Linked DNA regions of Mus musculus: region 2 is linked to region 1. The links are chromatin loops, found by intact Hi-C in ENCODE. Cell type or tissue: gastrocnemius. All regions are shown on one strand. Links, peaks and the distances in the headings refer to the core of each region. The heading gives the core; the rest is flanking DNA.

Region 1 (2,814 bases), core at 155-2,654:
GGCAGATAGGAGAGTCTCCCCGACAGCTTGCTTAGGGGATCCCCAGTCTCTGCCTTTGAGGCTGGAGTTGCAGGCAGGCCACCACTCCCACCAGCGTTTACACAAGCTTGGGGAGTCTAAACTCTCGTGCTTGCATGGCGAGTGCTTTAACCACTGGGCCATCCATCCACTCTCTTTTTGGCCCTGTGTCTGGATCTACCATAGTTGTTATTGTCTGTCCTCCCATGAGAGGATATTTTTCTCTCTTGAGTTCTGTCTATTATGAATAAAGCTGCTATAAATATTGGTATGTGGATCTTTGTGGAGACATGAATTTTTGATTCATGAGGCTGTATATAATAAAGACTATGACTGTGTGGCTTACGTAATAAGACAATGTTGAGTTAACTCAATTCCAACAAGACAATAACCGTTTTAAAATGCTGCTGGCAATGACTGTCATTCCCTGTCGTTTCAAATCTTTGCCAGCACTAGGTGTTGAGGGTAATCTGTATTTTGAACATTGAATTCGACGTTGAACGGGCCGAGCATCCATTTTTAGGAGCAGTTCCTCAGTGGCATGATACTGAGCAGCTGCCCTGCCATTTGTGTTTCTCCTGTGTGAAATATTAGCTCAGGGGTTTTACCAAACTTTTATTTGGGTCGTATATTTTCTCATTGTTGAATTTTGAGGGCAGCGGCTGTTGTTATACTTTGGGCAACAGTCCTTTATCAGGTGCATTTTCTGCACATAATTCTGTAGTTTCTCTCCTCACTCTCCTTCCGAGATCTCTTGAACCACATCAAATCCAGACTCTTGTTTGCTCTCGGGCCTTTGCTATTGTAGCTGGACAGCCATCCCCACAATCAAGGTCGGCTCAGTTTTTCTCATACATCATCTTTGCCTGGCTTTATAGTTGTGTGTCTTCATCTCTCTTCTGCTTTGTTCATCTTTTTGTCTGTTGTTTTGCCAAAGCATGCTGTTTTGATTATCGTAAATATGTCTGAAGCACAAGAGCTGTCCGTCTTCCAACTTTGCTTTCTGAAATGTTGGGTTGGTTGTCTGGAGTTATATTTGTACCTAACAAGCTTTGAAATTGCCTCCCTTGGGGTCCTACTCAGGGCTTCCCACACAGAGAGTGACTCTCTGCACATGCCTATCTGTATCTGCCCTTACAAGTTTGATGCATATTCTATTACCTCACGCCTCTAGTGAATCTAAAGACTTATGCAATTCTTTGCACACTCTGCTAAGAATCAAATGACAGCTTCTAAGCTCTTAAAATGTTGCTTCCAAATCAGAAATTTTTTCTTTATGTGTTAAAGAAAAAATAATTATTAAACTAATGAGGAAATAACTGGTAAAATTTCAGTTAATGAAACAATTTAAAATGGAAAAAAACTGTATTAATGAGGGCTAACAGCAGGGGGCACTCTCCTATAGGGACAGGGTAGGTATTGATGGTAGTGATGGCTTTGTGAAAGCAGAGCCCCTTCTGTGCAGAACTATGTACATGAAATGGGATCTGAAAAGGACTCTGTAGCTCACTAGCATGCCAGTGTTGAGGGGAGTGGAACTGCATGACTCATGTGCATAGATACACATGCACGTGTCTATTTAAAATGCAAATAATGACAAGCAGTAAAAGCAAAGATTGAAACATATAGAGGTTTTTTTTTAAATTAATTTCTACAAGAAAGGGGAGACTGGATAGATGGCTCAGCGATTAAGAGCATGCACTGCTCTTCCAGAGAACCTCAGTTTGGTTCGTTGCCTTCAGGCAGCTGTGAGCTGCTAGTCACTACATCACTAGGGAGTCTGGGATTTCTTATGGTCTCTGCAAGCATATGGTGGGCAAACACAAGACGCGTATACACAAAGAAAACACACACACTTTTTAAAAGGGAGAGAAAAAAAAACATGTTTCCCACAAAAATAAATAGATAAATAAGTAAATAAATAAATAAAATCACACTGGCAAGATATGCCTTCAAAATTCCAGAGGCAAGTTATTTTCATTTACATACATTAAGGCAAAGTAAAAAAAGAGTTTCAGCATGGCAAGTTACCAAATATTCACCATCAACATATTTTTTCTTAATAATTTACTAAAGACATTAAAGGCAAGTCTCAAATGTCCTCGGGAGTTAGATGAGAGTCAAAGGCCAGGCTCTGAGAGAGGAGCCAGGAGCTGTAACTGAGGAAGTTATATCCCGGGGGAAACAGATTGCATTGGATTCCATCTCCAGCCCCACCACCCATGAGAAAAACTCCCATTTGATACACTTCTTACTGATAGAGATTGTAGAACACTTCCTATGAAGAAAATTCTAAAACTTTCATCGTTTAGGAACTTTTAGTCTGGAGCAATGGTTCTCAACCTACAACCCTCATACTGTGGTGGGCCCCAACCATAAACGTATTTCATCCCTACTTCATAACTTTGTTACTCTTATGAATTTACTCTTATGAATTATAATGTGAATATCTGTGTTCCCTGATGATCTTAGGCAGCCCCAGTGAGGAATCCCTGGTCTAGACAGTCCTTTCTAAGGGCCTCCACACTCTAGCGGTCTGTGGGTGAATTTAATCGAGCAACAGTATTGGATGACATCCGCAAGGTAGGTGCTCTGTGCAAACAAGTCGCAATTTCCTTCATGAGAACCAAGAAGACTTTCCCAGAGACTGGCTATGATTTGTACCACTCTACATGAATATTTCCTTTAGAGTCAACTGTTCAGTGAAGAAATCCTGAGTAAGGCAGTCCAGTGGAAAGAAGGAGAGGCGGGAGCCAGGCGAACTGAGCAACAGTGTACAAAATGATTAACCTCTGT
Region 2 (2,814 bases), core at 167-2,666, 610 kb after region 1:
CTCACAACATTCATTGCCCAAGATGGCTTCAAGCTTACAATCCTCCCACCAGAGCTCCCAGAGTGTCTGGGAATTAGACACGGCCAGCCTGCAAATTAAAGTTCTCCTTTAAAGCTGAAAATCCCTTGATTCCAAGATTTGCATTTTTTAAAAGGAATGAATTGAAGACATTTTTTTGCCACATATATTTTTAATTTTTTTTCTAGTATACAAATTTTAAAATTTAAGACAAGGGCTCATGTGATCCAGACTGGCCTAGAACTCAGGTCCATTTTGGAAGAAACCCTTGAACTCTCCTGCCTCCACCATCCAAGTGCTATGATTACAGGCCCAACACAGCATTCCCAGTTTTCCTTTAAACTAAAATAGCCACTTATCCATTGAAATCCTCCAGTAGAACGCAGACTTAAAAGTCCTTTGAATAGCTTTTCAGCCATTTACACCCATCTGTCTTCCCGGTCTGGTTTTACATTCGCTCCAGTTGGCTAGGACACAGTCCTCTTATTCTTGAAAGGCCTGAGCTCTCAACTTCTTCATATCAGTGTTTTGTTTCTCAGGAGTTCAGGTATGTGGTTTCTATATTAGTCTAATCAACCACTAACTCAGAACAGGACACTTCTAAGGGGCATCTCCATCACCATTCATCTACCCGGGGCTGTTCACTACCTTTCCACTTTTCCATAAATCCACCACACTTTGTACATACATATTCTTTTAAAGACAGGGTTTGATGTAGTCCAGGGTGAGCTTTGAGCTCCCACCCCATCCTCCTCACCCCGGGCTGGGATTACAGATGTATGCAACGCCCAGCTTTATACAATACACTTTAAGGAAGTTCCTTAACAGTAACTCCGGAGTTTTGAGAGGTTCCCCTCTGAAAAGGACAGGTGGACAAAGTTTGGGTTGGGGAGCTCAGCTCGCCCATTCCAACAACGGTGCCGGGGCATATGCAGGGGGATGCTAGGAAAAGATGGAAGGAGTTTCTCCCCTGATGTAGAAGCAAATGGGATTGGGGCTCGAAGAAGTCAATGTCTCCAAAGTCACCCAAGGTAATGAATTGATCGCCACCTCCCAAAACCCGTCCGGGACAGGGAGAATGAGGGACCCGCCCAGGACCACAGCTCAGCGACCACAGCACTCATGCGCACGGGGAACGCACGCCGGGGCGGAGCCACGTGGCTCTTCCGCAAGCGCTCCCGGCCGACCGCCCGCCCAGGTCCTCGCGGCGCAGGCGCACCCCCGAAACCCGAGTTGGGAGTTACCGGGTAGAGGTACAGCACCGCTCCCACCAGCGCCAGCAGGAACGTCACGGCGAAGATGGCGAAGTCCAGCATGCTTCCTCTCGCCCGCCCGCGCGGTCCTCGGCCGTGAGCTCCGTGGTGGCGCCCGCAGCTGGGGAGGGAGGTGGCCTCAGGCGGTCGGCGAATAGGAGCCGCGGTCGCCCCGCCACGCCCGTGCTGGGCGTCACCCTTGGTCTGCTGGCGACTCACAGGCCACAAGGAAACCTCCAGGCCCGGGTCCCACCCTGGCCTGGCTAGAATCAAGCTGCGTGCGACACCAGTCCGCTTGCACAAAGTAGACTTAAGTACATTTAAGTAGGACTCACAACCGAAGCCAGTCTCACCTGGACACCTGCATGCATGGCTGAAGAGCTAGGCACCGTTAGATGCTCCTTATTGCTCAAAAGCGCTCCAGTGAACGTGGCTGGTTTCTGTGTTTTGACAGGATCTGACTATGTATCCCTGTCTAGATTGGAACTATGTAGACCAGGCTGGCCTCTGACTAATAGATGCCTTCCTGGTGCTGGAATTAAAGGCGTTAGCCACGGTAGCAGACATTGGGTAGGATTTCTGGCCACGGTGGCAGACAGTGGGTAGGATTTCTGTTACTGATAATTTGCAATAAATTCCTTGAATTTAGCAAGCTCCATTTTCTTCTATGGAAAACTGAAAACCAGAGGCTGGGGAGGTAGATTGCTTTTCTAGTACAAAGTTCTGGCTTCAGTCCCCAGCACCACATAAACCTGGCTGGTTGGCACACATTTGTAATCCCAGCGTCAGAAGGTGGAGGCAAGAAAATCAAGTGTTTAGTCATTTCCAACTACATAACCAATTCCTAGGTTACCTGAGCTCCTGCCTCATTAAATCAAAATCAATTCATTCAAAATAATACCATATAGAGTAGCCAGTGGAGGGTACTATTGGGCGTTCTAGGAAGCACTGAGCACTGGCAAAGCAATGTTGTGTGCTTATGTTTTTCAAACATTGCTTGGTCAGAGCATTACTGTAATTTGAGATCCTTCTGTTCTATCCAACTCAGAAATTTTAACATGGGTTAGTATAAGGTAAAGCCTGATACTTATTGGCACTACATTTAGTGAAAGCATCCTAAAACAATTTATAGATTTTATAGCTTGAATATCAAATTTTCTTGATACCGTTTGGCATGTCATTTGGAATTGCAGTTAGAGCTCCTGTAATGACTACTGCTTAAGAAGGAATCATACCTCACTGAAAACATGCCATATCTTTTTGAAGCTGTAACAATACTTCCACTCAAGATTTCGTCGATTGGAAATCACATTTTTTCCTGTCTTGGGACAAAGCTGTCTACATTGCTCAAGTTGGCCTCAAACGTTTGATTTTGTCTTAGTTTACAAGTCGCTAAAATTTTAGGCATGGGCCACCTCACACAGCAAGAGCTGTGCTTTTAACTCTGAATGTATTTCAAACTGCCCTGAGTGTTTCAAGGGTTTGTTTTTTAAATCGGTTTTAAAGACATTTCTCATCAAAATGATGGCCCACATCAACAGCA

What was found. Peaks named below come from ENCODE experiments on the same cell type or tissue, not always from the same donor. Only the 100,000 strongest peaks of a DNase experiment are listed, where the experiment ranks them.
Region 2: a loop joins it to region 1, with 3 times the contacts of the local background. A loop is called at or near these places in 4 of 42 quality-filtered maps.

Annotation. Positions count from the first base shown.
Region 1 is chr1:60,953,661-60,956,474 of GRCm38, reverse strand. No RefSeq gene overlaps it. Among named protein-coding and RNA genes, the nearest start is that of Icos, 23 kb to the left of the region's middle. In gastrocnemius, for the core only: a CTCF peak has its summit at 1,408 (motif pointing right); no DNase peak of the experiment used is centred there; H3K27ac peaks cover 936 bases.
Region 2 is chr1:60,341,906-60,344,719 of GRCm38, reverse strand. Cyp20a1 (cytochrome P450, family 20, subfamily a, polypeptide 1) reads right to left here and starts at 1,420. Exons shown (of 13, transcript NM_030013.3): 1 at 1,263-1,420. The coding sequence starts at 1,334. In gastrocnemius, for the core only: a CTCF peak has its summit at 1,381; a DNase peak (open chromatin) is centred at 1,312; H3K4me3 peaks cover 1,980 bases; H3K27ac peaks cover 2,156 bases.